6 separate regions of the Mus musculus genome follow, and regions 1, 2, 4, 5 and 6 are each linked to region 3. A link is a loop called in an ENCODE intact Hi-C map of the cell type or tissue named here. Cell type or tissue: heart. All regions are shown on one strand. Region 1 holds the start of Fnta (farnesyltransferase, CAAX box, alpha). Region 2 overlaps Hook3 (hook microtubule tethering protein 3). Region 3 holds the start of Hook3 (hook microtubule tethering protein 3). Region 4 holds the start of Ddhd2 (DDHD domain containing 2). Region 5 holds the start of Bag4 (BCL2-associated athanogene 4). Region 6 holds the start of Tacc1 (transforming, acidic coiled-coil containing protein 1).

Region 1 (5,000 bases), 100 kb after region 3:
AGAGAGAACACTCAAGACTGGGTGTCTTCGTCAACGTCACTGCTGTGAAGAAACACCATGACCAAGACAACTCTTTAAAAGTAATACATTTATTTGGGGCTGGCTTACAGTTCAGAGATTTAGTCCATTATCGCCACAGCGTGTGCAGGCAAACATGGTCCTGGAGAGTAGCTGAGAGTGCAGGAAGGCAGCAGGAAGAGAGAGACACTTTGAAATCTCAAAGCCCACCCCCAAGTGGCATACTTCCAACAAGGTCACACTTCCTAATGAGACTATGGGGGTACATTTTCATTCAAACCATCTCATTGGGCCTGGTGTGAGATTTTTGAAATTTCAGTGCCCATCACCAGTGACATACCTCCAACAAAGCCGCACCTACTCCAACAAGGCCAGACCTCCTAATCCTTCCCAAACAGCTCCACCAACTGGGGAGGAAGCATTCAAACATGAGCCTCTGGAGGCCATTCTCATCCAAACTGCAGTGATCTATGAAAGATACTTCTTAACAATCATGCCGAGTAAGCCACTTACAAGTTTTAAGTCCTTTTTATTGATGTCAGACCAAGAGCAGGCTTATGCCTCTGAAATCTCTTGGTGCTCATGCTAGGGTTAGAGGGCTCTTAAAGACAGAAACCGCAAAGACTAGTTTACATCAACGTTAGATGGGAGTCAGTGTGATCTTAAAACATTTATTCCTGGCAGAGCATAGTAATTATTTTAGATATAACATGTCAATTATTTTTGACATTTCTAGTTATTTCAGTTTACTAATTACTTTGACTGATACATCTAGGCCATAGAAATCCCAAACATATTGTCAAGGCAGATGTGACCATTAGAGGGAGGAGGGTAGGGGGCTGAGAACTGTCTAAGCAAAGTAAAATGCAGTCAGGACAGGATAGCCTCCCCCTAGTCATCTCAGAGTCCCGGCTGCTGAGACCCCTCTCCCTCGGACTCCTGTGTGCCTGCTGGATCCTGTTAGATACGGACTGAGTGAGGGGAAGAGCTCCTTTGTTGTGGACACTTACCGAATACATTTCGAATAAACAGAACTTTCATCTGCACTGGAAAATACAAATCCATTCCACCCTAGTTCCCAACCTATGGAAGGTCTTAAGGGAGAATCCAGAGAACAAAGGGAATTTCTTTTAAGTTCCCCCAAAGGTGGGCTCCCTTCTGGCAGGTAAGTCTCAGTCTCTCTCTCTCTCTCTCTCTCTCTCTCTCTCTCTCTCTCTCTCTCTCTCTCTCTCTCTCTCTCTCTCTCTCTCTCTCTCTCTCTCTCTCTCTCTCTCACACACACACACACACACAAACCACAAGGTAATGAGTAAATAATATATCCACCTGCCTCTGCCTCTGCCCCTCTGCCTCTGCCTCTGCCCCTCTGCCTCTGCCTCTGCCTCTGCCCCTCTGCCTCTGCCCCTCTGCCTCTGCCCCTCTGCCTCTGCCTCTGCGCCTCTGCCTCTGCCCCTCTGCCTAAGTGCTGGGATTACAGGCATGTGCCACCACTGCCCAGCCAATACTAGCATTTCTAAATCCTGGGTTTGATCACTAGCACAGCTGCACTGAGAAACTCAGCACAGAAAAGTTGGTTTGACTGATAACACCTGTGGGCTATTAGGATGTGGGGAAACTTCAGCTAAGATCACATACCGACCTCTGTTGGAATCCCAAAAGTCCCTTTTCTACCCTATAAAACCTCCAAGGCCCATGACCATCCTTGGATTTTTTTCTAATTAAAGGACAGTATGCTTATAAAGACATTTGTCTCTTTTATTCCCACTTTGCCTCAATCGGTTCTGATTTAAGAACCTTCCCTAGAATATATGGTGACCAGACACTATGGTCTTTGCGCTGCTGCGAATGAACCTGGTGCCTATTGTATAGTAAATATTTGTTAATTGAATATATCTATTCTCTATATTTAGAAAGGAGTTCTGCACAGATCCAAATTTAATTCCAAAGACACCCCCCGGATTAATAAAATGCTGCTATTTTATTATAGGATTATATAAACGCCTAGCACTGAAAAACATGTAAAGTGTGAAAGAATGTAAAGACCCTTTTAAGGTTAAAGTGGAAGCCTGAGGGGGGAAAGAGGTGGCTGGCTGTGCACCGTTTGCAATTCTTCACACTCCTAAGATGGTCCAAAAGAAGGGGGCCGCTGGGGACTGGAGATGTAACTCAGTGGTAGAGCACATGCCTAGCATGTGCAAGTCTTCCGGTTCCATCCTAAGCGTTGAAAAAGAAACAAAAGCAAGGAAACAGAAAAGTTACCCAACAAAGGAAACAACAACTAATAACACTGCTTGCCAATTAGCACCTAAAGGCCTCTGAAAACCTGCATTCGGGAAGGGGGCCCTGGAAACACAGCAGCGAGGACAGTAGGTATTCAGGCCAGGCCTCCGGGCCGGGCCCTCTACCCCACGCCTCTATGGTAGGACCCGAGGAACCGGAAGTGGGCCTCGCCGGGGGCGGGGCGGGCCGCGGAGGGGGCGGGGCCTCCACCACCACCTCTGCTGCGGACGGAGGCGAGATGGCGGCCACCGAGGGGGTCGGGGAATCTGCGGCAGGCGGCGAGCCGGGACAGCCGGAGCAGCCGCCGCCCCCGCCTCCGCCGCCGCCAGCACAGCAGCCGCAGGAAGAAGAGATGGCGGCTGAGGCCGGGGAAGCGGCGGCGTCCCCTATGGACGACGGGTTTCTGAGCCTGGACTCGCCCACCTATGTCTTGTACAGGTAACGCCCTCCTGCGGGCCGCGGCGCCAGAGGCCCGGGGCTGAGTGCGAGCGACGACGACGCAGCTCGGCGGACGGGGGCGCCCTCCGAGTCCGCGCCGCGCAGCCCCGGGTGGCCGCAGGCTGCGGCGGCGCTCTTCTGAAGCTAGGGTGCGGTGACACTTCCGTGGTCCCGCAGTGCTGCCCTGCTGAGAGCCGTGCATCATCCGAAAGGCGCCCTTTTGACAGCTCGCTATGGGATAATGTCACTTAAGCGGCCAGATCTGCTCTTTACAAACACTGTCGGGCCTTTGCGTGCCTTCTGCTGCCTGGAGAGAACTTTCCTGCCTTTCCTTCATCTTGGCCACTGTGCACATCCCTTCTGTCTTCCTTTCCATGTCCCCTAGTTCCTTGTCAAAAAGTACTTACTGTTTTTTGTAGTTCTACCTAAACCCTTTAGGTGACTCATTTGCCAGGCTTTCAGGAATGAGTGAAAGGCATTATAGAGGTTTCTGCAGTTGGATGACTTGAGATTGGTTGTGGGGTCCCATAGCTTCAGAACTTTCCTCTGATTTATGAATTATGTTCTTCGGATGGCTGATTTCCGAAGAACTAAATGACCGTGTTTGCCGTGCCTCTCTCCAAACTATAGGATATATATATATACATATATACATACATATGTATATATATATATATATATAAAATTAGCAGGTCATTCTTTTCCCCATATTCTTACATAAGGGATGCAATTTCAAGGTTAACTGCGTACCACAAATGTCTGCTGTCAGTAACTGATTAGTATAGAGAAGAAGAAAAGAATGTAAGTCAAGGCTGGCCACACTGAGCAGTTCATGGAAGTCTCCAGAAGTGCCAGTTGTTGCAGTCATACTGTTGTTTTGAGACTGTTCCCTGGATTGTTAGCATGCATACAGTATGCTATGCAGGTTTTAAGTACTCAAAATTATTCCTTCTCAAAGTTGCCTTCCAAAGTTGACTGGTAACATTATCTTCATCTTATAAATGAAGAAACCAACATCCAGGCAGATTAATGACTTCACACAGGAAGTTGTAAAGCTAATATTCTGGCTTAGGCAACTGTCAGATTCCAGAGCCTTCTCTCCCTCATGCTAGGCAGGCATCTCCACATGCCAGGCCCTCCCTCTGCCTAACAAGTCCCTCTGTAGTGACAATAACTCATAATGCTTCCTTGGACTTTGGGGGGAGTGTTGAAGTATCACATGTAGGACTTTGCGCCTGTGTTCTACCTCCTGAGATACATCCCCAGTCCTAATTTGAGTTTAAAAGGTTAGTTCCTACTAAAATGCATGTTTAAAAAAAAAATACTAACTCCAGAATCTTACTAAGTAAATGGGGGAGGCTAATTTTTAAGTTAAACCTTGGATACTTTCTAGAAGACCACATTTTGCCACACCATAAATTTGAAATTGTTGATTTATTAACTTTTATTTTTTAAAAATAGGCGTTTTCAGCCAGTTGGTGGTGGTGCATACCTTTAGTCCCAGCACTCGGGAGGCAGGGGCAGGTGGATCTTTTGTGAGTTCAAAACCAGCCTGGTCCACAGAGCAAGTTCCAAGGCTACACAGAGAAAACCTTGTTTTCGAAAAACCAAAAAAAAAAAAAAAAAAAAAAAAAAAAAGAAAGAAAGAAAAGTATTTTACTGTATGTGTGTGTGTGCCTTGTGTATGTCCAACCATTAAGATCTCCATTTGATTGAATGATTATTACCAATTAAAAACAAACAGAAACAAAAAACAAAAAAGCACCAGAATTGTTTTTCGTCTAACATGTTTGCATATAATCATGGGGAACATGTCTGTTTTCAGGGACAGAGCAGAATGGGCTGATATAGACCCAGTGCCCCAGAATGACGGCCCTAACCCAGTGGTCCAGATCATCTACAGTGAAAAGTGTAAGTTTACATTTATTAGGAAAATAGCTAACAAAGTTGAAATTTACAACCATATAATAAGAAAAGTGAGAGATTTTTGTTTACTAAGAACCTGAATTACTTTGCTGAGTTAATATCTTCTTTGTCATTTATTTGTCTTTGTATTTTATTTAGGAGATGGAGATAGTCAAAGCAATGAATGTTACATTATAATACATACTAGCTATTGTATCATTGTGCTTTTAATTTGCATTTAAAGTATAACAGATGGATTACTGTTTTGTCTAAAATAAGCTTTAGTTGTTCAAGTACCATCATTTTAAAATGTATTTTAGCTGTGTAGTGCACGCCTCGGTTAAAATGTATGCAGTGAT
Region 2 (5,000 bases), 59 kb after region 3:
TGTGAGGCCAGTGCTCCTCCCACTACCACCATGACTGCAAACAAAGGAAAATAAACGTTGATTGGAATTGGTTGGGAGAAGTTGAAACCATTATGCATTACAGGCAGGATGGGGCAATGTTATAGAAATAAGTTTGAAATGTTTTAAACATAAAGTTTACATGTGATTCACTAGTTCCTCTTCTAAGTACATTAATAAAAGGACTGAAAGTGGATACAATCAGATAATTGTGCACATATATATGCACATAGCATTATTCACAATTACTACTAAGTAGAAATAATGCGCATCCACCAACAGATTAAGTACAATAAATGCATACATTGGAATATTATCAGTAAAGAGAAGAAAGTTCTGCAGAAGTGCTGTAATATGGGCAAATCATCAACGTAACTGTGTTAACTAAGTAAAAAGCGACCAATGCACGGTTCTGCGTACATGTCTGCACAGGCCACCCATTGCCCCAGACAGATGAAAAGTAGAAGAGGGTTTACCCGGGAACTACAGGCAGGGAGAGCGCGTGCCCAGTGGTTATAGAATTTCTGTTTCAGTTCTTAAATAGTTGAAAACAGATAATGGTAGTAGTTGGATAACATTGAAATGCACTTAATGGTATGTATTATACCCTTAAAACTGTTATAACAATAAATTAATTTTGTAAGGCTACTAAAACTTGGTCTTTACTTGAGAAAATTAGTTGATTTTTGCCTAGTATCCACAGAGCCTGGTTCAAATACCAAAACCACAAAACAAATAACAACTCCCAACGCCCCCCCCAAAAAACAGAGGGTTTTTTTTGTTTGTTTTTGTTTTTTTAAGTGTTAAAATTCAGGGTAGTGCTTCCTGCAGACGCTGCATCTTAAGCAAAGGAGGTAGTTGTGCTTCCTTGACTTTGCCTCTCCTTGTGTTTGTAGGGTTAATGCCTCTGGGAAGCCAGGAATCTTCAGACAGCCTTGCAGCAGAGATTGTTACACCCGAAATCAGGTAAGGAGAATGGTAGTGGCAGTCACTCAGCACAATACCCTTGCAGAGCCCTTACTCTCCAGTGTACACAGAACTAGCTCCTCTTATTGACGTACATTTCAGCCTGAATCACTCAGCATTAAATTTCCATGTTTTAGGTATGTTAGAAGCTTTTTAAACTTGACTGGAGAACTAATTATTTTCACTTGGGTAAGACAGTCTTGCACACTACAAAAGAAAAATCACATATCCCACTCTTGGATCCTCTGAAGACAGCATGAAAATACCCAAGGCAAAGGCTTATCTTAGCCATCATCCAAATACATAATCCGTTACTAAGATCTGTCTATCACCCACTAGGACTGGTCTCATAAGGGTGTACTGCTGCAAACAACTCTGCCCTCAGTATTCCTCACCGTATATTTAGACCTAGCATCTTAGGGCTTTCGCGTCCTACAGTACATCCTAGCATTGTGTGTACAAATGGAAAGTGAGAGGAGGGGAACCAAGTGTACAGAAGGGGGTGATGAATCCTGCCCATTGCTGGGGGTTGTTCCCTCTCTCCATCCTGGAATCCTGACAGAGGCCATCAGCCCCTCCCCAGCCCTGTGATCTTTTACTTTTCACTTGTTTCTGAAAACAAGTGGATTATTTGAATGAATGCATCCTTATTCTTTGCAGTTATTTATATGTAAATGGATGATCCTTTCCCTCTGCAGCTGAGGAAGCCTGGTGGTGAGAGATTGTTAAGTTAGAAAGGAGCATTGACTCAGACCTGTTATTTTTTTCTGCATGTGATTAGCTATGACTTAAGTAGTCTCAATATCCTGAAGAGCTAATAGGAAAAATGAAACTGTAAGGTGATGAAAACTTTATGGCATATGTCGCGGACAGTGAGTTAACAGTTGATATTTTTCACCAATGTTAGAGTTTTGGAGGGACTAAAATCCTCAAACAATGTAAAAAGTAGGGAGAAAAATGTTTTGAAAAAAAGTAGCAGAATATGTAGAAATGTGCCCATCTTTTCACTGAAAATTCGTTTTTCTGGCAAAAAAAAAAAACTTAAGGAAATACCTAACAATATACACAAAGGTATTTTTACAAAGCAGATAACTATTAACATATTAAAAGCTTGCCAGGCCATGGTGGCACACATGATTAATCCTAGCACTTGAGAAGCAGAGGCAAGCAAATCTTTGTGAGTTCAAGGCCAACCTAGTCTGTAGAGATAGTTCCAAGACACCCAGGGCTACACAAAGAAATCCTGTCTTGACAAAAACAATTATTAAAATCTTGAAATAGGGCTTGAGAGATGGCTCAGTGGTTAAGAGCACTGACTGCTCTTCCAAAGGTCCTGAGTTCAAATCCCAGCAACCACATGGTGGCTCACAACCATCTGTAATGGGATCCGATGCCCTCTTCTGGTGTGTCTGAAGACAGCAACAGTGTGCTTACATTAAATAAATAAATAAATAAATAAATAAATAAATAAATAAATAAATCCTTTAAAAAATCTTGAAACAGATTATCTAAACAAATAATAATTAATTTATATATTTTAGTGCTCTGTCATTTAAATTTTTGAGATACAGTATTAAAAGATTGTGGAGTTTTAAGTGTAACTAGCAAGTAGCAGTTTCTCTTGAAAAACAAATATTTGTTTGTATGAATAAATACATAGAAGTAGAGGGTTTAGTTTCAGCAACAGTCATTTTACACTATACAGTTACAGTCATGTGTTCATAGTTTAAGTATATAAATAAGAAAGGAAATAGGGTTTGGAATTTTTTTCATCATTTGTCATCATACACAGAAACTGTTACTTCAGATTATACATTCTAGAAGGAGTTTAGTTCCTAAAGGCTATACCTTTTGCTTTTATTAAGGCACTGAATTTCTTACAGGCACTGAATTTTTCATTTGTATCCTGTGTTTTTATACTCTATATCATAATTGGCTCATGATTCATATAGTATCTTAATGAACCAGATAATCAGCTTTTATTTTTCTCTTTCAGGGAGAAACTTATTCGTCTTCAGCATGAGAATAAAATGTTAAAACTCAATCAAGAGGATTCAGACAATGAGAAAATTGCCTTATTGCAGAGCCTTCTAGATGATGCAAATCTACGCAAGAATGAGCTGGAGACGGAGAACAGGTAGAGTGCAGGTGGAGTGCAGAGGTGGAGAGCAGGTGCAGGGAGTGGCCAGCCACAGCTTCTTCCTGTGCCTTGGTTTGGTATTTTTCAAGAAAGGCTTGGGATTCATTTGTTGAGAATAATTACAACAGTTCTGATTTCCCCTCCCTCCTGCTCCCCCTCACCTTCAGGGCCTCCTCTTTCATTAATAGTTATTATATGCATACATGTGTATGATTACACATATATGGGCCTTAATATAACCTGGTTGCTTGTATGTATGTTTTTCAGGGCTGAACATTTGTCACTGTGCCAATTGGTGGCTCCTCCCTGAGGGGCCACCTCTCCCGCCCAGCTTACTTGGTTGCCTGTAGCTCTTTGTGGAAGCTGAGGCCTTGTGTGTGGGCTTTTCCCCGCCCACTTTGACATATCTATTGGTGACATCTTAGTTCAGCTATTATATTTCTTTCTAAGATTATTTGTTTGTTTGACCTGGGGTTTTAGTATAGAGTCCTGGCTAGTTGGGAACCCAGAGAACTGCCTGCCTCTGCTGGGATTAAAGGCCTGTACCACCATCCCTGGCTTTAAAAAAAATATGGAGAGGATTAAAAATATCTGATACAGTTGTACTTTTTCACATCAATTGCAGTTCACAGGCTAACGTTTGGAAGGGTCAGCTGGTGTGGAGTTGAACTGACAAAGTCTTTTTCCCTAATGTAAAAGGGCCTTAAAAGGAGTTATTTTGAAAATATAGAAAATGTCAGATTAACAAGAAAATTGCTTTTCTGCTTGTAAGTTTTCTGTCTTAGTGTTTCACAGTTTTTCAAAGTCAGTTACTGTAAAATTAGCTTCTTCTGATGGTTTACTTTATACTTCATCATGACTTTTCTTCCTTTTCCTTTTGGAAAACTTAACCTCCTCTCCCCTCCCATCCCCTCCCATCCCCTTTCCTCCTCCCCACTCCTGTTCTTATAGCCCTGGTTGTCCCAAAACTCTCTCTATAGAGCAGGCTGGCCTCAAACTCGGACTGCCTGCCTCTGCCTCTGCCTCTGCCTCTGATTCTCTGCCTCCGCCTCTCTGCCCCCGCCTCGCCCTCTGCCCCCGCCTCCCCCTCTGCCCCTCTGCCCCTCTGCCCCTGCCTCTGCCTCTGCCTCTAGGGTGCTGGGGTTAAAGGTGCACCACCACATCTGGCTTTCTTAACAGACAGACTTTCCCTTTTCTTTCTTTCTTTCTTTCTTTCTTTCTTTCTTTCTTTCTTTCTTTCTTTCTTTCTTTTTTCTTTTTGAGCTGACATGTTGTTGGTTTTTTTAATTAGATATTTTCTTTATTTACACTTCAAGTATTATCCCCTTTCCTAGTTTCCTCTCCGAAAATCCCCTATCCTCTCCCCCCTGCCCCTGCTCCCCAACCCACCCACTCCCACTTCCTGGCCCTGGCATTCCCCTATACTGGGGCATAGAACCTTCATAGAGACCTAGGGCCTCTCCCCCCATTGATGGCCAACTAGGCCATCCTCTGCTACATATGCAGCTAGAGCCATGAGTCTCTCCGTGTATTTTCTTTGATTGGTGGTTTAGTCCCAGGGAGCTCTAGGGTTGCTGGTTAGTTCATATTGTTGTTCCTCCTATGGGGCTGCAAACCCCTTTAGCTCCTTGGGTACTTTCTCTAGCTCCTTCATTGGGGACCCTGTGCTCCGTCTAATGGATGACTGTGAGCATCCACTTCTGTATTTGTCAGGCACTGGCAGAGCCTCTCAGGAGACAGCTATATCAGTCTCCTATTGAGCTGACATGTTTTTATTAAATTGTGCTCTTCATGCCTGTGTCATCAATGTGTCTGTCTCCCAAGATTTTAATTTCAAAATTTTTCAAGATTTACTGATTTCTGTTTTATGCATGTG
Region 3 (5,000 bases):
ATCTAGCACTACCTCCTCAGCCCAAGATTTTTCGAATCTATGAAACGATCGATTACATGTGATCATCAAGCAGTAGTCGATAAAAGGATCATTTTAAAAAATTTAATGCTGCCAGCGGTGGTAAGCCTTTGATCCCAGCAATCAGGAGGCAGAGGCAGGCAGATCTCTGAGTTTGAGGCCAGCCGGGTCTGCAGAGCAGGTTCCAGAATTGCCAGGGCTACACACACACACACACACACACACACACACACACACACAGCCAACCACGCAAGCAAAACAAAACAAAAACTCAATGTTTTTTTGAAATCCTAAAAGCTCAGCGAGAAAACCAACTTCAAATGGGAAAGAAGTCCCCAGGAACTGAAGAAAAAAAAAAAAAAAGTGAAGGTGTGCCCTGGGAAGATAACTTCTTCCCAGGCACTGCTAATCAAAGACTGCATGATCTGGTGGTTATGCATACCTTTGAATCCAAGATTCTCCTAGGACTCCAAAGCATATATCTTGTATCTTGTTGTCTTGGAAACGCCAATATCTTTGCATTAAGGTCGACTGTTTATTATAGCATTATTCTTAGACGCCCTAAGCTGGAACAAAGTGCACATCAATAGTAGAACGGGTACAAGGCTGTAGTCACACAATAGGATATTAGACAATCATGGGATTTTTGCAGATAATTTAATATTATTTAAAAGCCAAAGCCACAATACATATCCATTCATAAAAGTTCAAAATCAAACAAAGGAAAATTATACTACATGCATAGTCATCTGGTTAAAAAGCTAAAAGGGAAAGCTTTTAAAATAAAGTAAGTGCCTATCACAAAAATCAGATTAGAGATGGTATGGATGGAAGAACTCTTGGGAATGTGGCAATTCATTTTATTAATATTCCTCAAACATGTACTGCTACGCACTGTTCTGCATGCGACTTAAAAACGTATATGAAACCTTCTACAAGGCTTGTATTAAAAAAAAAAAATCGAAAGTCGGGCAAGGATGCACCTCAATGAAGCCAACTCCTAGCACAAGAAGCAGGCCTTAGGAACAGCAAGGGTCCTTACGCACTGGGGAACTGGCGTCCACCCTCTGTCACTTTGGGTAAAGTTTTTTGTGGGAGAAGGGGGCTCCAAGGAGGAACGCCGGGCTCCCCACAGCCGGGCCAAACCGGCCCCCAGCCTCCGAGACGCGCCCACGTCAGCCGTTCCACCTTCGCCCGGAGGGAGACTCTGGGCAGGCTCCGGCGACTCAGGGAAGGCTGCGCTCCGGCTTCCGGAGGGAAGCGGTGGGCGCGGAGCCTACCCTCGCGCGGTCCCGCAGCTCCCCCCACCGCCACCGCGCCGAGTCCCGCAGTCCGCGGGTCCCCGGCCCGCCCGTGCGGGGGCGTGGCCTGGCACACGCCCGCGGCCGGAGAGGGGGGCGCGTACCTCGTCGCGGCCGAGGAACTACCGGGCCAGTCGGCGGGTCGGCATAGAGCTCATTTCCGGGGACTACCTAGCTACTCCTCCCGTGCAAACTACAGGCGGCTTCTTAAGCCAGAGCGCCGGCGTCAGCGCACGCGCAGTGCGGAGCCCCGGCGAGGGTGAGCGGACTGGAGAGACACACAGACCGGCCGCCACCGCAGGGCCCGGCCGGGGCGCGCGCCCGCGGGCCTTGGACTGGCTCTGGGAGCGCGCCTCTAGGGGCGGGGCTGAGCGAGCGCGAGCGTGCGCAGTGGCCCTCGGACCTCGGGACTCGCGCTACGCGGCGCGGCGGGGCGCGGCGCTCGCGCAAGAGGGCGTGGGCTGGCGGCGCCGGGTGCGCGCAAGGGAGTGCGCGGCCCCGAGCGAGGGAAGGAGGGGCTGGTGACAGTGCGGAGCGATTGCCAGCGTCCGCGCCCCGGGAGCGGACGGACGGAAGAGAAGGTCCGCCAGACGCCCGGTCTGCTGCCTGACCCCTTCGGACTCAAACCCCGAGCCGAGCGGCCGCGGCTTCTGGTTGGTTGAAGGGAGACGCTGCGGCCACCCCAGGAAGATGTTTAACGTGGAGTCTGTGGAGCGGGTGGAGCTGTGCGAGAGCCTGCTCACTTGGGTACGTGGTGGGCAGCGGGCCGGTGGGAAAGCTCCGCCACCTTTTCGCGGACACCGGTGCTCGTCCCGGGGGGCGAACGCCCCGGGGCGACCTGCCGTCACATCCGGGGCTTGGGACGGGCGGAGCTGAGTAGCCGGTGCGGCCGCGTCTACACCCGCGGCCGGGTCAGGGTCAGCAGGGAGAGGCCGGGCTCAGGCAGGCTGGGCCCAGGGTCCAGGAGGAACTTGTCCGGCCTGAGATGTTGGCTGCTGTCCGAGAGGAAACCTGCCCGGTGGGGGCTAATGATGGGGTGCAGGCGACACTGTAATTAGGACTGTTTGCCTTGATGAGGCGCTGGCGTTTCGCTCCCAAGCTCCCAGTGATCCAAAGCGTTGGTTCTGCCTGGGCGCCCGGTAGAGGCAGTCGGGACCCCCTAGTTAAGCGATGCTGCTCGCCTTTGTTGTAGCGTTCAGCCAGGATGGAGTGTAGCCCCTTGAGGGATGGATGAAGCCCTGCCCATTGGAAAATAGTACATTGGCAGGGTGGATAGACAAAACATGAAGAATCACTCAGAGGCAAAACATTTAAAACGCGAGATGCATTTTGACTGTTATAAACGATGTGATGGTACCTATAAAAGGAACCAACGATAAAAATGTTGAACTGGAAAAATTGAGGGATTTCGTAATGGAACTGAAACACATTTTTAAAGCACCATGAGATTCTAATTTGGAATTGATGAGGGTTAAGGTTATCGAATTTTCAAGTAAACATGCAGGATTTTGTCAATAGTCATGGCTTAAACGGCCCTTTTCATTAGCTGGACAGTTAACCGTGTTTGTTTCTGGTTTTCATATGCTGGTTGGAGGTAGGTCCAGGCATATATGCAGAGCCATGGGATAAACCAGGAACATTCATTTTACTTACTGCTAGAAATGTTAGCTGTCCTTTTTAGAAGAACCCAGATACATTTACAGTGGCTATTGTGATACATGTTAATTTTGTTTGCTTATTGGGGGAGATGGTAGTATTTGGGCCTCCTGCATTTTAAGGGAAGGCTCTACCACTAAGCTGTTCATCTCCTGGTCTTAGTCACTTTAAAGGTAAAATGCAAATAGCAAAAAATTCTACTGAACAGTGCCTTAGGTTAGAGGTTCAGATCTCTGGAAGGTAACCATCACTGTTTTGTGCAGGAACACTGCCGAGAAGTTTGAGAACTGTTAACTTAGGTCGGTTGTAATAAATGTAAGAAAAGTAGAATCTACAGATGTGTGTGCATTTGAGATAGGATCTTGCTATGTGGCCCATTTTGACCTCAAACTATGATCTTGAATTTGTAGCAGTCTGCCTGCATCACTACACCCAGCTTGAAGTTTTGTTTTTGTTTTTGTTTTTTTATAAACTGGGTATGTCATTAATCTGATTGTGCCCTTTGAAGCAGCCTTTATACAATGGAGACCTTTATGGTTTGGTTTTGTGTTAGATCATTCTTGTAATTTCAGATCACTGGAAATAGTGCATAGTTAACATGCTCTGTAAGTTCCAACTTCAAGCCTGAAGCTAGACTTCACTGCTATGCTTCAGATAGAGAACGGCGATAGGTGACACGACAGAGCTACACCTCAGCCAAGTTTCAAATTATTCTTTAAACCAGGAAGACTTTTGAAAGGATGGGAAATGTTTCGTGCCCTGTCAGTATATAACAAGCTAGCCCAACAGAATATGCTTAAACATTAAACCTTATCCCCTCTTCCTTCCCCCTGAAGCAAGATGTATTCCTACCTGATAGGGTAAACAAAACAAAACACAAAAACCTATGGCATTACATCTGTCAGTCCCCTTTTAAAAAAATTCCCCCTTGTGTAACTGATGTGTGCACATGGGCACAGTTGGCAGCATATGCATATGAAGGTCAGTGGTCAGCTTTTTGGAATTGATGCCCTCTCCATGTTTTCCAAGCAACGAACTCAGGTCACAGGTCACCAGATCGGTGTGTAAGCACCCTCTCCTGCTCAGCCATTCCAACAGCCTGTTTGCTTTTTAACAATGATCATTTTATATTTATTTGTGTGGGGATATATGCACACATAAATGGATATGTGCACACACAGCCCTTTTGTGGAGGGCATTGAATAACTTAGAGGAGTCAGTTCTCTCTATTTGGGCTCTATTTTTTAATTTGAGAATTTCTTTCGTGTGTGGGTGTGTGGTTTGGGCAGGTTTACCGCCTCTTCTCAATACCACTTGTCCCTCCCAAGTTCATACACACTCTTTCTTTTTTCTTTTTAACCTATTGAATCCATTTAGTGTTGCCAGTATTTATGTGGGTAGATCTGTCTTCTGGAGCAGGGATAATCTACTAGGGACTGCCCCCCAGGAGAAAACAGACTGACCCCTCCAGCCTCCGGTAGCTTCTCAGCAAAATGACCTCTTCTCCATTCATTCTAGAATTTTGGCTGACTTGCTCTTCTGCAGATCCTGGGCATACAGCCTCAGCATAGCCCACTGTGGATTCTTACGTATACCATCCCTGTCATATCCAGAAAACACTTATATGCAGCACTCCACACCTTCTGGTTCTTAGAGTCTTTCTGCCCCCTCTTCTGCAGTGCTCTCTGGAGTCTTAAGAGAAAGGGTTGTGATATAGATGTGCCGTTAGCATTGAACACACTCCACAGTTTCTTATTCTCTGTACTGACCAGTTGTGAGTCTTCATATTAATTGCCCTTCTCTAGAGAAATAAGCTTCTCTGGTTATTGGGAGGATTGGGAGCTGAGCTATTCAGTGGGTATAAAAGTGACTATTTAGAAGGCAGTTTGATACTATGTCCATCTAGCAAAGAACTAGTAGGTTCTCTCCTAGGGTCTATGACCTACCCAGCATGTCTTCTTGGCCCAGTTAACAACACAAAGCATGGTTCTGTCTTGTAGGGTGGGCCTTAGATCCAATCAGAAA
Region 4 (5,000 bases), 360 kb after region 3:
GTGGTTAGGAACACATGCTCAGGAAAAGGACTGTGTGGGTTTAATTCCCATAACCCACACCAGGGAGTTCACAACCACCTGTGACTCTCTAGCCTTTGTGGGCACCCAGATATACACAGAGACATACAACTAAAAACAATGAAATAGTGAAAAAAACCCGAAATAAATATTTAACAAAAAGATTTATACGCAAAGAGTAGCTAGAAAACCTAAGTGAACTCTTATTAATGAGAGCTATTATAAATATTTGCCTAAAACTAGCTACTTCCTGGGCCTTTGGATGAACCTAATTTATTCTGTTTGAGGCAGTGTGTTTCTCAAAGTACAGATCCAAACTACTTGCATCTAAATCTCACGGAGCATTTATTTAAAATACAGATGCTAAATACACATACACAGCAGATTCTTCCGTCCTGCCAAAGACCCCCTGAAAAGAGGATTTCGGATACACACCTGCGTATTTGATTACTGTCAATGTATGTAGTGTCTGACTCTTTTATAGCATCCACTAAGATAAAGTTCTCTGTTATCTCCCTTGGTAGGACTATGAACTACTACTATTCATGGTAGATAGTGTGCTAACTACTTTTGTGTTCGAAGTTCAGAGCAGGCACATGGAGTGACCAGAGTTCATAAAGAGGGCCCCTGGATGATGGAGATTTTGGAGCTGCTTCCAAGAGTAACAAAAGCAAAACCACTTTCATGAGGATCACAGTTCAAGGGCCACGGCCATCTTTAGCTACATAATGAGTCTGAGGCCTGCCTGGGATACCTAAGCTACTAGCTCAAAAGACAATGAAAATCGGCTTTACAACTAAAGCAATAACAAAACTCACAAGTCCAAGGTAGATATATTCTAATGATATACTTTGTTTTTTTTTTAAAGATTTATTTATTTATTATATGTAAGTAAACTGTAGCTGTCTTCAGACACTCCAGAAGAGGGAGTCAGATCTCGTTAAGGATGGTTGTGAGCCACCATGTGGTTGCTGGGATTTGAACTCTGGACCTTCAGAAGAGCAGTCGGGTGCTCTTACCCACTGAGCCATCTCACCAGCCCCCTAATGATATATTTTGATGGGTTATGAAAAAAACCGTTATGTTTTCAGATTCCAAACTGCACCCTAAGAAGCCGCATCATTCTGGGGGCTCCGTGTGTAGCGCAGGAGGCTAGCACACCCAAGGCTCTGAAGTTGATCTCTGGCACTGCAGAATAAAAAGTAAGGTCTAAGGCTTGAAGAGCTGACCCGACAGAGCATCTGTTGCTCTTGCATGGGAAGGATTTGGCTCCCAGAACCAGAGTTACCATCACCTGAAACTCCAGTTCCAGGGGATCTGCTGCCTCCTGACCTCCACAGGCACCAGACACACACATTATATACACACATAGTAAAATAAATCTAAAATGTTTTAAAATATCAGTGTTAAGGACACCCTGCTCCTGCCCCCCAAATGGGGGGAGGGTTTCCAGTGTGGCCTAGCGTGACTGCACGCACAATCCCTTGGGACAAGGCATGAGTTTGATTCCCAGGACCCCTACAGTGAAAGGAGAGCTGATACCTGAAAGTTATTCTCTGAATTCTACACATGAAGCAGCACATACATGACACACACACACACACTGCATTGGCTGGTTTTGTGTGTCAACTTGACATAGGCTGGAGTTGTCACAGAGAGAGTAGCCTCCCTTGAGGAAATGCCTCAGTGAGATCCAGCTGTAAGGCATTTTCTCAATTAGTGATCAAGGGGGAAAGGCCCCTTGTGGGTGGGACCATCCCTGGCGGGTAGTCTTGGGTTCTATAAGAGAGCAGGCTGAGCAAGCCAGGTGAGGCAAGCCAGTAAAGAACATCCCACCATGGCCTCTGCATCAGCTCCTGCTTCCTGACCTGCTTGGGTTCCAGTCCTGACTTCCTTTGGTGATGAACAGCAATGTGGAAATGTAAGCTGAATAAACCCTTTCCTCCCCAACTTGCTTTTTCGTCATGATGTTTGTGCAGGAACAGAAACCCTAACACACACACACAGACAAATATATAAATGTAGTAATTTTTAAAGGTCGGAGACCAATATGGGGCTTCATAGCAAGGCCATCACAAAACAACAACAAAAAAAATCACACAAAAAATGGTGTTACATTAACGTGCAGATATTGGTGTGTAGGTGTTGACTTGCAGAGACTATGTGGTTTTTTTAAAAAAAAAAAAAGTCCACGTTTTGTTCCTTCTCAGTTTCTGGGGGAAAAAAAAAATCTCGAAGCCTTGTCTTATAATCAAGTTAGAAACCAGCAAAGCCTCTTGTCTTTCCTTCCCGTGGCACCTGCTAGTCAGGCGCTCCAGCGACAATCCGCATCTCTAGCCCTGCCAGTCTCCAGAGCGCTGGGCTTACGTGAATAGCCACCGCCATCACCCTACATCAACTAGGTCAAAAACAAAAAACAAAAAAGCCAACAAACAAAAACCTCATTTGCTGCCTCTTACAGCATCCGTATTCTGTCAGACTCACCTCTTAGGCTTTAGGGATAACTTTGACAGCCTCTCAATCCAAATAGAGGGAGGGAATGGAGGACAGACAGACAGACAGAGCCTTCAGTCACCCCAGTCCTGCCCACCGGGGTTGCCGGGACCCATGAGGGGTCAGAAGGTCCGATTTTCCTCCTTCAAAGCCTCAGCGCAGGCAAGGCCTCCCGTGCGTGTCCCCCACGCCCCTAGCGCGTGCCCGGCGCGTGCCCGGCGCCCGACGTCTGCCCGCAGGAGGAGCCAGGTCTCGCGCGAGTCCCCCAGTCCTCACCGCACATCTCGCGACACTTCGGAGGATCTTTCTGCGCCTCCGGCTCTCACCGGGAGCGCAGCCTCCGCGGGCGCACTGCTCTCCTCCGCTGGAGCGCTGAGGAGCCCGCGGTGTGGGGATTGGGGCGCGGCCGCAGGCTCCGCCCGTCCGCCCCGCCCGGCTTGGGAGGTAGGCTGCAGCGGCGATGTGGCCCGGGCTCCCTCCGCGAGGGCTGAGAGCGCGAGCGGCGGTGTGGACGAGCGAGTCCAGGTCCGCGCGGGAGCCTGGGCCGGGGCGAGCCGGGGGTGGAGAGGCTCCAGTGTGCACGGTATCCCGGGGCATCCGTGGACGGCTCGGCTGCTCTCCTAGATCCCGAACTCGGAGCCCCGAGCTGGCGGCGGGAGCAGGCCGAGGTCTCGGGAGGATAACGGGGAGGCCCGGGGAGTGTTGGTTCCTGAGCTGTGCGGTCCGACCGTGCCCGGTGCAGCGATGCCGCTCGTCCATCTCCCGTCCTGGGCTTTTGGGTTCTGCTTCTATGTCTGCAGCGCTAGTCCGCCGGGTGCTTTAGTGCTGGGGTCGGTGGGAACTCGCCCGACATCCATCGCCCCGGGGGCAGTTGAGGTCATTTGTCACTTTTCATCCGAAACTCTGGCTCTGCGTCTCGGTGGGTCGATGCGCAGCTATAGCCTGCAGGCAAAGTTTCTGTTTGGGCGTTAAATGTACCAGAGCCCGTATTGAAGCACACTGGGAGGATCAGCCAAAATGGTTCTTAAGCGATTAGTTCTGTTTTCTGTATAGTAAGATTCCAATAGTTATGTAAATGTGTGTGTAATTAGAAATGTACAATAGAGCCTGGGGCCTTAAACCTACCTGTTATTACTGTCTGACACACTAAATGGTTTGTAGTGTGCACACCTGGAGGTAGGAAATTTCCAGCCTTCGCTGGTGCTGCTACTTTTATTGTGAAAATTGTGGTAAAACACCCTGTTGCAATCAGTTTTGACCGTGTGTTTCTTGACATTTCTGGGTTTTCTAAAGAGCTTGTTGTATGATTAGACATTTTTTAGTTTTCTAAGGAGAATTGGAAGCTCAGTATAGAATGATGGAGCTGAACATTTTGTTTCTCTCCCCAAATAATTGTGTGTGTATAAAAATTATGTAGCTTTTAAATATTGCTGTTTTCAAGAACAGCTTCCAAAAATGGTTATTGAGCATATGAACATTACAGTGTTAATAGATGCAAAATAATTCTCCTGATAGTTTTTTTTATTTTGTCTTCTAGAGCGAAATGTCATCGGGGGAATCACACCAGGAGCAGCTGTCTCAGTCAGATCCGTCCCCATCCCCGAACTCTTGTAGTTCCTTCGAACTCATAGACATGGACGCCAGTAGTTCCTATGAACCCGTTTCTCCACATTGGTTTTATTGTAAGGTACTAGATTCCAAGGAGCTCTGGATTCCTTTCAACTCTGAGGATTCACAGCAGCTGGAAGACGCATATGGCTCTGGTAGGAAGAAACTGATGACTCTAATAAAAACTAACAAGTAATATCCTCTACTGTGATAGCCACTAACATGAAATTTCAGAATTACACCATTTTCATCCTTTTAAAACTGTATTAAATTTCTGCATAGTTATCAAGTATTTTTCTCTATTCTAGCTTGTGTTTGACTTTTTAGTCAGAAAGTTTGTGTGTAGAGTCGTCACATTGCAGACTGAGCTAACATGTCGCTTTTGTTCTCATGTAACAAAGTGTTAGTGAGGATATATCATAATTGCTATTAATTTGCCTTTAATCCAAGTAAAAACTTCAGAAAAAATCTATGTATGTATCTGTATGAGACTGTGAGTGTGTGTGTATAAGTGTGTATAAGAGGCATTATTGTCTTAGAAGAGGAAAAATGTTCAGCTAGTATTTGCTTTTTTCATTAAAATATAATTGGTTTGAAATACTAAAAATTACTCATGAAAAAAATATGAGCAAAAAAAAAGAAAAAGGATGAGTGAAAAAAAAAAAAACCTAGGAACCAAATTCTGTTTCTGATGTAGCCAAGTGGAGCCTGTGTACAGCTCCTGTGGCTGTTTTGGACTGTAACTTACAAGTGTATTTGGGAGAGTTGTTGTGACATAGTGGACTTCTTTTCTTTTTTGCAATTCTTGATAGGAAAAGATTGTAATGAGAGGATTGTTCCCACCGATGGGGGCAGATATGATGTTCATTTAGGGGAGCGGA
Region 5 (5,000 bases), 330 kb after region 3:
ATCTCTAAAAATTCATAGGAAAAAAGATACACATGAATATAAATAAATCTTTAAAAATATTACACCTTTGGGCTGGAGATGGCTCAGCGGTTAAGAGCACTGTCTGCTTTTCCAGAGGTCCTGAGTTCAATTCTCAGCAACCACATGGTGGCTCACAACCATCTGTAATGAGATCTGGTGCCCTCTTTTGATGTGTCTGAAGACAGCTACAAGATACTTATAGATACTAAATACATCTTTAAAAAAATTTATATATATATACATATCTTCAAGCCAAAGCTAGGCAAGGTGGCCCATGTCTTTAACCCCAGAATTTTTGTTTGTTTGTTTTTGGAGACAAGGCTTATCTGTGTAACAGCTCTGGTTGTCCTGGAACTCACTTCGTAGACCAGGCTGGCCTGGAACTCACAGTGATCTGCCTGCCTTTGCCTCCTGAGTACTGGGATTTGAGCCACCAATACACAGTAACCCCAGAATTTTACAAACAGAGACAGAAGGAATGCTATGATTTAAAGGGGCCAGCCTGGTGGCTGCCCTTTCAAAAATGAACCAAACCAATAAAAAAAAAAAGAACAAAACCCCAAAGCTTCTGACAGCAAAATCTAGACAAAGATGGTCAGCAGAGTCAAAGCTGCAGTGCACTGGGGTACTCAGGAAGGGATGCGAGTCTGATGGAGACACACCACTGAGCTATATCTGAGCTAGAAGACTCAAGCATAGCTGAACCAGGCATGATGGCACCTATCTTAAATCAGAGCAAGGGAGAGCAGAGGCAGGGGCATTCTAGGATAGCCAGGATCATGGAGAGATCCTGTCTCAACCCAAGAACAAACAAAACAAAAACAAGCAATAACAACAAAAACAACTCGAAAAAACCAAAAGGCCCCATAAAGACTGGGACAGACACGTTCTAAAGGTTGTATATCAAATGAAAGGGTCTGAGATCCACAAAGTCCAAGAAGGCTTGAGAACACAAGCGCGTTTAGTAAGATAGCAGACTTGTTGTTAGAAGCTTCGGTAATTCACGTATCTAAGGAAAGGTGAAGGCAAAAAGTTCCACTAAGAGTATTTCATCACACTTCATAGATAGGCTTATAAAGTAGTGTATATGTGTATGCAGCTATAATACACATATAAATATATATTAATATCTATACCTGTAATATATGAGCAAACTTTAATATGTTTATCCCAGTCTATATAATCACAGCTGCTCTCTAATTTGCAAACTCACACAAAACATTTTTACTTGTTTGAAGTTGTAAATCATTTTGCTTTTGAAAAGTCACAGTATTAAAATGATTTTAAAATGCTGATTATAGACCTGAGAGATGGCTCAGTGCTAAAGAGTATTGTCTGGTCTTCCAGAGGACCCAGTACCCTCTTCTGTTCTCTCCAGCACCAGGCAAGCTCGCAATGCACATACATACATGCTCATATACAGCGGTTTTTTTTTTTTGTTTGTTTGTTTGTTTTTTTAATGCTGCTTTAAAAGTTATATTCATCCCAGCACTTGGGAGGCAAAGGCAGGAAGATTTCTGAGTTCCAGGCCAGCCTGGTGTACAAGGTGAGTTCCAGATCAGCCAGGGCTATACAGAGAAACCCTGTCTCGAAAAACCAAAAAAAAAAAAAAGTTATATTCAAGGAATCATACACAGGTAAGAATTCGGGGCGGGGGAATGAAAGTGGAGGCTGGAGAGATGGTTCAGAAGAGCACGTGTTGCTCTTGCAGAAGATCTGAGTTCCTTTCTCAGCACCCACACTGTGACTCTGTAACTCGGTCCATAACTCCAATTCCAGAGGATCCCAAGAAGAGAAAGTCATCTGGCTTCGTGGATACCAATATGCCCGTGGTTTAATTACATGTAGACGAGACATAAATACACAATAAATTAAACCTTTTAAAACCGAAATTGTAACCTCTTTATTTTTACAGGACTAACCTCCTTTTAGTAAAAGCAAAACTGTCAAACAGAAAAGAGTAAGTTTGAAGTGACTTAGCATTCGCAGAAAATCCCGTTATTACGTCCGGCACCTGTCTCTACAACTTTAATCTGAAAGTGCTAATGACCCTTACAGAAAAAGGAGAGTGCTAGTGGCTATACAACAGAAAGCCTACGTTCTCTGCTAATTAAATTCAACTGCTGTTGTCGGGTCTGGTGAGTCCTTTCTAGAAGCAATCTCCATCCATTCACTGTCAAACGCCTTACGAGGGGCGCAGCATCCGACTTGGGAACGCGAAGTGGCTCAGGCGACTTCCTTCGCGTGCTCTGCCCTTCACGTTCCCAAGTCGGATGCTGCGCCCCTCGGAAGGCGTTTCACAGCTTGGGGGGCGGGGGGCGGGGAGGTGTTACCCGCTCAAGGACAGAGAAGGCAGCTTGGGAAAAGGCTCCGTCCGAGGCTGTGAAGGCAGAACCACCCCGCCCGGGCCCAGAGATCACTCTCTGGGCCCTTGTCGAGGGACGCCCACTCGAAAAGGGGTCCCACACCAGGCTTCCCCCGAGGGAGAGGTTAGGTACTCACTGTCGATGTCCTCGATGAGGCTGGCGGTGCCGGGCATATAGTTCATGTTTGAGCTCTCGCAAGGCTGCACCGGACGGCCGCGAGGGCGTCCAGTCGCCCGTCGGCGGGACGCGGACGGGAACCGGCCGCTCACCTGCAGCTCAGACACCGCTAGTCGCCGGAAGCGTTTCAGGTGACCCCACCCACTTCCGGTATCGCCTGCCCGTCCGCCGAAAGAGGCGTGCCGGGCGTGTTGCCAGTCGGTGGCCGACCACGTTCTCTTCCCCTCCAGTCAGTGCAGTGAAGTCCAGGTCGGAAGGGCGGAGGATAGGCGTTTCCTCACGCGTGACGAGCGCTGCCCCTCGCCTCGCTTTCCCGACCCGAGGCCCGGATTGACCCGTACCGTCCATGACCGTTCCGCGCTCGGCGTGCAAGGGGCGGGACCGGCTCGGGATTGGCTGTAGCCGTCCTATCCCCCTCCGCCGCTCGCCAATAGCGGCCTCCCGCAGGCGCCTGCGCAATGGGACGGTCGTGGGGGGCGGGAAGCGCTTCGCGGCAGCGGAGCCCATGTCGGCCCTGAGGCGCTCGGGCTACGGCCCCAGTGACGGCCCTTCTTACGGCCGCTACTACGGGCCCGGGGGAGGCGATGTCCCGGTGCACGTACCTCCGCCCTTATACCCCCCTCTTCGTCCGGAGCCTCCCCAGCCTCCGGTTTCCTGGCGAGGGCGCGGGGGCGCCCCGGCCGAGACCACCTGGCCGGGCGAAGGCGCAGGTGGCGATGGCTACTACCCCTCGGGAGGCGCCTGGGCAGAAGCGAGCAGAGCCGGGGGAGGCCACCAGGTAAGCTTCGAAGTCTTTTCCGGGGCTCCAGTCGGGAAGTCTTGGGCAGAGGTGAGGACATTTGGGGGTTTTATACTTAGGGTCTGTTAGGACTCGGGTCTCTGATTTGTTCTTCTTTTGGGGACGGTGCAGAGACGAGGACCAGAGATGCGAGGGGAGCTAGGCTTGGGTTCCATTTGTCCCTTCGTTTTGTTTGTTTGTTTGTTTGTTTTTGCTTTTTTTTTTAACTTCAGCCATCATAAGTGTTCTTGTTAACCACGAAAAAAAAAAACGAAAAAATATTCTGCGCTGACTTCCTAAGCTTAGTAGCAGGCTGCAGGATCTCTTTCCCGAGAGCGTAGGTTAGCGTGATTGGGCTGTAACAATTTATCCTGCGTGGCTCGGGGAGCTGCAGCCCCAGCCCTTACTCAGCAGCCCCTCCCACGGGGAAGGGATCGAAACGGGGCGGGCTGATCACTTAGTTCCTTATCACTAAAGCTTTGCCTGGAATTGAATCAGGAGGGATCAATGTTGCAAAGTACCTTAATGTTCTATTTAATCATCGCAAGACTGCAAGACAGATGTTATTAATGCTTCCCAATTTTTGAATGGAGAAGGCTCTGAGAGACCGACTTGCTTAGTATGTTTGGACCTGTAACATTTTGTTGCTTGCATACATGCCAAAAGTGTGTTTCTATTTTATCTTCGTATGGGGCTATCATTCTAGGATGGTGGCACACATCTTTTGGCCTTTGTAACATTCTTACTTGCAGAAAATTAATTATAAAATTCTCACATATCCACGACGGGATTGTAAAATAGTACAGTGCTTTGGAAAATAGCTGGGTCGTTCCTAAAACTTCTGACAGAGAGTTAATTTATGATCTAGCAGGTCTACTTGTAAGTATACTCAAGAAATAGAAAACAAGGGCTGAAAAAACAAAAAACGACAAAAAAAAAGTCTGCTGGTGGTGGCGGCGCATGCCTTTGATCCCAACACTTGGGAGGCAGCCGGATTTCTGAGTTTGAGGCCAGCCTGGTCTACAAAGTGAGTTCCTGGACAGCCAGGGCTACACAGAGAAACCCTGTCTTGAAAAAAAAACAAAAAACAAAAAAACAAAACAAAACAAACAAAAAACAAGGGCTGGTGTGTTTAATCTCAGTACCCAGGAGGCTGAGGCAGACTAGCCAGCCTGGTTCACATGGACATAATGAGTTCCAGGACAGCCTGGACAACGTGGTGAGACCCTGTCTCAAAAAATGAACAACAACCACCACCACCACAACAAAGGAAAACATGTCCATATACTATTTAATACATCTTTTTAACATCATTAGTGATAATGGCCAAAAATTAGAAATAACTGGTACAGTTATCAACTGGTTGCTGGATTAACTAACATGGCTAACATTTTAGAACATAACATCTAGAAAGGTATGAATTGACCCCCCCCCTCCATCCCCACTCACATACTTGTTTCAACATGGAATGAACCTTAACTAGATCATGCTTGTTGGATGAAGTTAGTCAAAGGGTTGCATTTCATATTGTGTGATTCCATTTATGTGTAGTGCCCATAGGGAGCGATTCCTCCAGGCAGAAACATGGTGGGCTGCTAGGTTGGGGACTGGAAGGAAGAATTGCAAAACTGGGCTTTGAGGTGGTACAGTGTTCTGAA
Region 6 (5,000 bases), 920 kb after region 3:
TCAGGCAGTCAGCATTTATTTGCTCAGTTTATTCTTATTTATTTATTTCAGTGTATGTCTGCTTTGCCTGCCCATATGTATGTATGTATACCCGAGAGCAGATGCTTGGTGCCCTTGTAGGCCAGTAGAAGCTCAAAGCTAGAGTTGAGAAGGGTTGTAAGTCGCCTTATAGGTGGCCGGAACTCAAACTGGGTCCCATGCAACATCAGTTAGTGCTTTCAACTGCTGAGCCATCTCTCTCCAACCCTTACTCGATTTTATTTAACCTTTATCAAAGAGACCCATTTTACAGACACTTCTGTAGCTTTGATTCACTGCAAAATACACATCTGACCTGGCCACCATTTGTGGAAATGCTTCAGTAAGAGATTTTTAGTTATGTTAGTGGGAATTGAACGAAGAGCCCCACTCATGTTTGAGTACCTGTTATACACACAGGGCTACATCTACAGGGAGTTATATTTTAGATTTTCATGTTATATTAATCTGTAACCTCTGGGAAGGGCAACAAGCAGTGGAAAAGAAAAAAAGGCTGGTTTCTCAGCTTAAGATCATTTCCAAAACAACTAGGATTCGGTTGACTACTTAGCTAGGTATATGCATTCTGTTCAGGGAAGCCAAGGATAGCAGCAATGTCATGGTCTGCCGTCTCTAGAATCAAAGGGAAATGGACTCATGAGACTTACTGGACTCCTGTAACACACACAGAAGGCCTTGGAATGAGATACTTTGTTGCTGTTTACTCTAAGCCCAGACTTGTACAAGATAGGTGGTTTAGACACTTGGGCATCTGTTTCTCTTGTCTCAAGCTGTTGCTGCCGGGAGTCAGGCTTTATCACTCAGGCCATCCCTGGAGCTGGTTCTGCCTTTTGCTCCTTCAAGACAGGGCTGCCTCAGAAGCTTAGCCAAACTTGGAAAGACAAATGGAGACTGGTATGTTCATTTTTATAATTTACTGAATGTCTATTGAGTGTGTTCTCTTGTCCCAGGTCTCTGCAGAAGCAAATATATATATATATATATAAACGTGACATGGTCTCTGGCCTTTGGAATTTTATGGTCCAAAAGTAGACATGTTGCCCATGTTCTGCTAAGTGTAGGGTGACCTTGTATCAGGAGACAGTCTTGGCTTATGTCTGTTGTTCTGGTGTCATTACTAACAATGCACCTTTTCACTTAGTTTTAGAACTAAGTGAGACAGAATGGTCTGTATGAATATTCATGTATAAAGGGGGTAGAAAGTGTAGATAGACCAGTTGGTTTCCCCGCAGTAGTCACTGAGTTGAGTGACGAGAGAAGTTTGACCAGCCAAGGCCAGAGGTCTTTCGGGGAAACTTGGAGTTCAGATGGGAGAAGAGGTGTATTTCAGGAACGCAGAAAACCCTGCAGGCAAAGAGAGAGTGAGTTCTGGAATTAAGAGCCATGGTCGACTTACGTTAAGTATTGTTTGCCAAGTCTGCCCTTTGACAATGCCCCGAGGCTGTCATTAGACTGTCTAGACACCCCTGTCCCTTTTCTCCTCTTCCTCTTGCTTCGGGGCTAGGAATGGAGTTCAGGGCCGGGAGCCCTGCTGGAGATGCTGCCCCTTCTGGGGTACATCCCCAGTGTGGACTTGTGTTTGTACCATCTCTTAGGTGTTCTTGGGCATATCAAGGTTATATCTGGGTCTCTGCTGCTGATGGTTTGGGAAGCAGGATTAACCAGGCAGAGAAAGCCCTGAGGGACAAACTGTAATTCCGAGAAGTTCTGGAGTGCAGGAGCTATGCAAGGCACACGAGGATCGGGAGGAGGGAAAAAGAGGGTAGCAGTCTCGAGGAGGAGGAATGATCAAGCCCAGGTAAGGACTTACATGGGTACTATTTTCAAGCTACAGGGGTTTCTAATCTGAAGATTTGCTTGATCATAAACCCAAGACAACGACAGTTGGATAGTCTTGGCATAGTTCTTGTAGACCTAAAACAAAATGACTTCCGCTCACATTTTTAAAAAAAAAGTCTTTCAACACTTTTGACAGTCGTGTTTATCTCAGGCAAGAAGCAGTAATGGGCTCTAAAGTATACTCCTGCCTTTTTTTTTTTTTTATTATGGTAGGATACCTGCCAAGCCTTATCTTACATGTTTGCTTGTCTTTGTTATGAAGTGTATAAGACATTTGTGATTCATCTGCAGTACACGACGTGGTGCCAGCTTCTTTCAGGGTAAGCTCATGAGCATCCTGAAAATCTTCGCCTGACTTTGTTCTGAATTTTGGAGGCACACTCTCTGTGGGAATTGTAGCCACCTCACAGATTCTCTGAGACTGAGAAATGTCAGTATTATGGAAAACACACTGATGAGCTAATGGTCTCAAACTTGGCTTTGGAGGAAATGAATTCACTGGGAGAGAGGACCTGGGGCAGTCTCTTAGTGGAATCCTTCAAAGATAAAGGGGGGAAAATTCTTCTCTTCACCTTCAGAGGTAAAAGCCTTATTCTGAAGACTGTCACCAGATCTTGATGGCTCTGTACTGAAGAAGCAAAGGACATCAGAAACCAAGGACCCAGGAATTATCTGAAAAAAGCCTAAAGTTATGAAAAGAAAGAACAACAGGAAACGGCTCAGGCCGTCTTATCAGGGGGCAATTTTGCATCTATCCCAGGTCAGGGCACTCCGGAGCCCTCATGAGTGTGGCTTGGTGAGGGCAAGACAACTTCAATTCTTCTGTAACCTGGGAGCCTTCCAAATCCTGGGCGTAACAAGGATGGCGCTGACCAGTGTCAAGGATCGGGTACAACACTCTACAGAGGTTCTGAGTTGTTTTGTTTTTAAATAAGGGGCTTAACTTCTGTACAGCGCAGCTTCAGCCACGCCATTAAGTCCTAGCGGCAGGAAACACAGATAAAAGGGGAAGAGGAACAGCGCCGCGGCGCGCACACGCTCGGAAATGGACGGCGGCGGCGCGCGGCGCGCGGCAGGCGCGGATCCCGCGGGGAGGGCGAGCGCGGTCGAGCAGCCCCTGCCCAAGGCCGGGCGCGACCAGCGCGGCGGGGGGAGCGCGCTTCCAAGCGGCCGCCCCCGCGCGCCGCGCCAGTAGTTCGGTCCGAGGGGGCGGCTCCAGGGGCGCGGCTCCGCGGCGGCCGAGGCTGCTCCAGGCGGGAGCGGACCCCAGAGCCCAGCGACGCGGAGCAGGGCTGGCGGGGGAAGAAGCGGGCGGGCGAGCGGGCACGCGCGGGGGCGAGCTTCGGCGCGGCGGCCCGGAGGAGCGGGGGCGAGCGGCGCTGCGGGGCCGTGGGAGGAAGCGCTGCGCCCGGCCCGACGGCGCTCGTTGAGCCACATCCGCGGGTCGCCGGCGACGTTGCCGGCGCCTGTCAAGGCCCCTCCATTTTGAAGGAAGAGGCCGCCGTTCCCCCACCGCAGGGGCGGCAGCCGCGCTCATGGCGTTCAGTCCCTGGCAGATCCTGTCGCCCGTGCAGTGGGCCAAGTGGACGTGGTCCGCGGTGCGCGGTTCGGGCGCCGGAGAGGACGAAGCCGGAGGTCCCGAGGGCGACCCCGAGGAGGAAGAGGACTCGCAAGCCGAGACCAAATCCCTGAGTTTCAGGCAAGTACACCGCATCCCAGCCGAGATGCAGGCGGGCGCCATCCTCCCACCGCGGTCAATGCTGTGTGCGCGCAACCGTGTTCCCGGCTCTGCTGCCCGCAGCCGGGTCCCCGCTGTGTACCCGAAAGTTCGGGATGTTCTGTCTGCCCGTGTGCTTTTCGTCCTCTGTCTTCGCTGTAAGCTTTCTGAACCCAGCCCCGAATCCGCAGTCTGCGCATCCCGGTTTGCCTGGGTCGCTTTCTCGAAGCGTCGACACCCCGGCTCCGACGCAGCGGCACCGGGTAGTGGCAGTTGATAAGGCCAGGTGCGATTTGTAGCGTTTTCCCCTTGTGGGCAAGAAGTCGCTCCACCGCCCTTCTTGGCCCCGCAGTGTCCTAAAATGCAGCCTTGGTAAAAGAGGATCGCGTGATGACAGGTCCCTGGCAGCTGGTGAGAAATGGTGGTCTCTGCTGAGCTGTCACACGTGTGATTGTGGAAGGCAGGTGACGGCATTTTCAGCTTCCAGTGACTTCCAGACAGGTAGAGGCCTACGGAGAAGAACAGTATAGCTAGAATTGGCTTAGTTTGGGGGGTGGGGCGATATTAATTTTTACGCCCCTGGAAAGGGTTGATTGGGAAGTCTTTTTGTGTGTGTGTCTGTGCGTGTGAAAGGCAGCGATGACAAAAAAAAAAAAAAAAAAAAAAAAAAAAAAAAAAAAAAGGTCCTGGTGAGAAGCTTCAGAGGACGAAAGAGATTTCGGGGAGCTAGGATGCTGGGCATCGCTGAAAATGCTGCAGCCGTTCTCAGGCTGGGTTGAGGATTGGTTGGTTGTAAAGTTAGAGGCGCTGTACTTGCACTTTGGTGGCTGAGTACGTTTTAAAGGCAGTTGGAAATACCGTTGACTGTGGTAATGCCTCGTTTTTCCCCCTCGGCAGCTCGGATTCTGAAGGTAATTTTGAGACTCCTGAAGCTGAAACTCCAATCAGATCGCCTCTCAAGGAGTCTTGTGATTCATCACCGGGATTGGCAGAACCCGAGGCCAAACCCCAAGGTAACAAAACTTGAGTTTTCTACCTTTTTGGTTTTAACTTAAAAAAGAAAAAGAAAAAGAAAAATTTAAAAAGGATGTGTGCGTGCCCTGAGGACCACTTCAGACAGGATGAACTGGCTCCTTGCTGATTTGGATTTGTTTTTGTAACATAAACGTTTTGATCATCTGATGATCCAAAGCTTGCTTTATTCTCTGACTAGAGACTGTATGAGGTCATTTTTTTTCCCCCAGCCACTCCTGTTAGACTTCCTTCTAAACCCCGAATAAGTAAAAAAACGTAGCAATGGCTGGTCTGGTTATGTTTTAGATTTGGCCTCAAAGATTTCAGAGACTAGTTGTTTTCTACAAGGGTGTGGCTAGACACCAAATTATAGGTAAGAGTTGATTTTTGA

Evidence for each region. Hi-C counts contacts between places; a loop is a spot of excess contacts. Peaks named below come from ENCODE experiments on the same cell type or tissue, not always from the same donor. Only the 100,000 strongest peaks of a DNase experiment are listed, where the experiment ranks them.
Region 1: a loop joins it to region 3, with 5 times the contacts of the local background. A loop is called at or near these places in 8 of 42 quality-filtered maps.
Region 2: it touches region 3 in a loop (2.5-fold over the local background); 3 of 42 quality-filtered maps call a loop at or near these places.
Region 4: a loop joins it to region 3, with 2.7 times the contacts of the local background. A loop is called at or near these places in 2 of 42 quality-filtered maps.
Region 5: it touches region 3 in a loop (2.4-fold over the local background); 2 of 42 quality-filtered maps call a loop at or near these places.
Region 6: it touches region 3 in a loop (4-fold over the local background); 5 of 42 quality-filtered maps call a loop at or near these places.

The regions. Positions count from the first base shown.
Region 1 is chr8:26,013,117-26,018,116 of GRCm38, reverse strand. It overlaps Fnta (farnesyltransferase, CAAX box, alpha), which reads left to right and starts at 2,507. Exons shown (of 9, transcript NM_008033.4): 1 at 2,507-2,736; 2 at 4,562-4,647. The coding sequence starts at 2,537. In heart, CTCF peaks have their summits at 2,623 and 2,823; a DNase peak (open chromatin) is centred at 2,476; H3K4me3 peaks cover 1,551 bases; H3K27ac peaks cover 1,253 bases.
Region 2 is chr8:26,057,361-26,062,360 of GRCm38, reverse strand. It overlaps Hook3 (hook microtubule tethering protein 3), which reads left to right. Exons shown (of 22, transcript NM_207659.3): 14 at 915-984; 15 at 2,981-3,121. Among named protein-coding and RNA genes, the nearest start is that of 1700047A11Rik, 23 kb to the left of the region's middle. In heart, a CTCF peak has its summit at 2,393 (motif pointing left); no DNase peak of the experiment used is centred here.
Region 3 is chr8:26,116,024-26,121,023 of GRCm38, reverse strand. Hook3 (hook microtubule tethering protein 3) reads left to right here and starts at 1,800. Exons shown (of 22, transcript NM_207659.3): 1 at 1,800-2,066. The coding sequence starts at 2,010. It overlaps Rnf170 (ring finger protein 170), which reads right to left and starts at 1,656. Exons shown (of 8, transcript NM_029965.4): 1 at 1,424-1,656; 2 at 461-584. In heart, a CTCF peak has its summit at 2,413; DNase peaks (open chromatin) are centred at 1,613 and 2,223; H3K4me3 peaks cover 2,935 bases; H3K27ac peaks cover 2,477 bases.
Region 4 is chr8:25,752,222-25,757,221 of GRCm38, reverse strand. It overlaps Ddhd2 (DDHD domain containing 2), which reads left to right and starts at 2,942. Exons shown (of 18, transcript NM_028102.1): 1 at 2,942-3,036; 2 at 4,049-4,274; 3 at 4,932-5,000. The coding sequence starts at 4,055. Gm17484 (predicted gene, 17484) reads right to left here and starts at 2,742. Exons shown (of 2, transcript NR_154462.1): 1 at 2,503-2,742. In heart, a CTCF peak has its summit at 2,848; a DNase peak (open chromatin) is centred at 2,801; H3K4me3 peaks cover 1,865 bases; H3K27ac peaks cover 1,527 bases.
Region 5 is chr8:25,783,241-25,788,240 of GRCm38, reverse strand. Bag4 (BCL2-associated athanogene 4) reads left to right here and starts at 3,032. Exons shown (of 5, transcript NM_026121.3): 1 at 3,032-3,342. The coding sequence starts at 3,070. Lsm1 (LSM1 homolog, mRNA degradation associated) reads right to left here and starts at 2,650. Exons shown (of 4, transcript NM_026032.1): 1 at 2,524-2,650. The coding sequence starts at 2,569. In heart, no CTCF peak of the experiment used is centred here; a DNase peak (open chromatin) is centred at 2,950; H3K4me3 peaks cover 2,553 bases; H3K27ac peaks cover 1,937 bases.
Region 6 is chr8:25,199,699-25,204,698 of GRCm38, reverse strand. Tacc1 (transforming, acidic coiled-coil containing protein 1) reads left to right here and starts at 3,157. Exons shown (of 13, transcript NM_177089.5): 1 at 3,157-3,577; 2 at 4,493-4,608. The coding sequence starts at 3,414. In heart, a CTCF peak has its summit at 2,871; DNase peaks (open chromatin) are centred at 3,018 and 3,838; H3K4me3 peaks cover 2,569 bases; H3K27ac peaks cover 1,960 bases.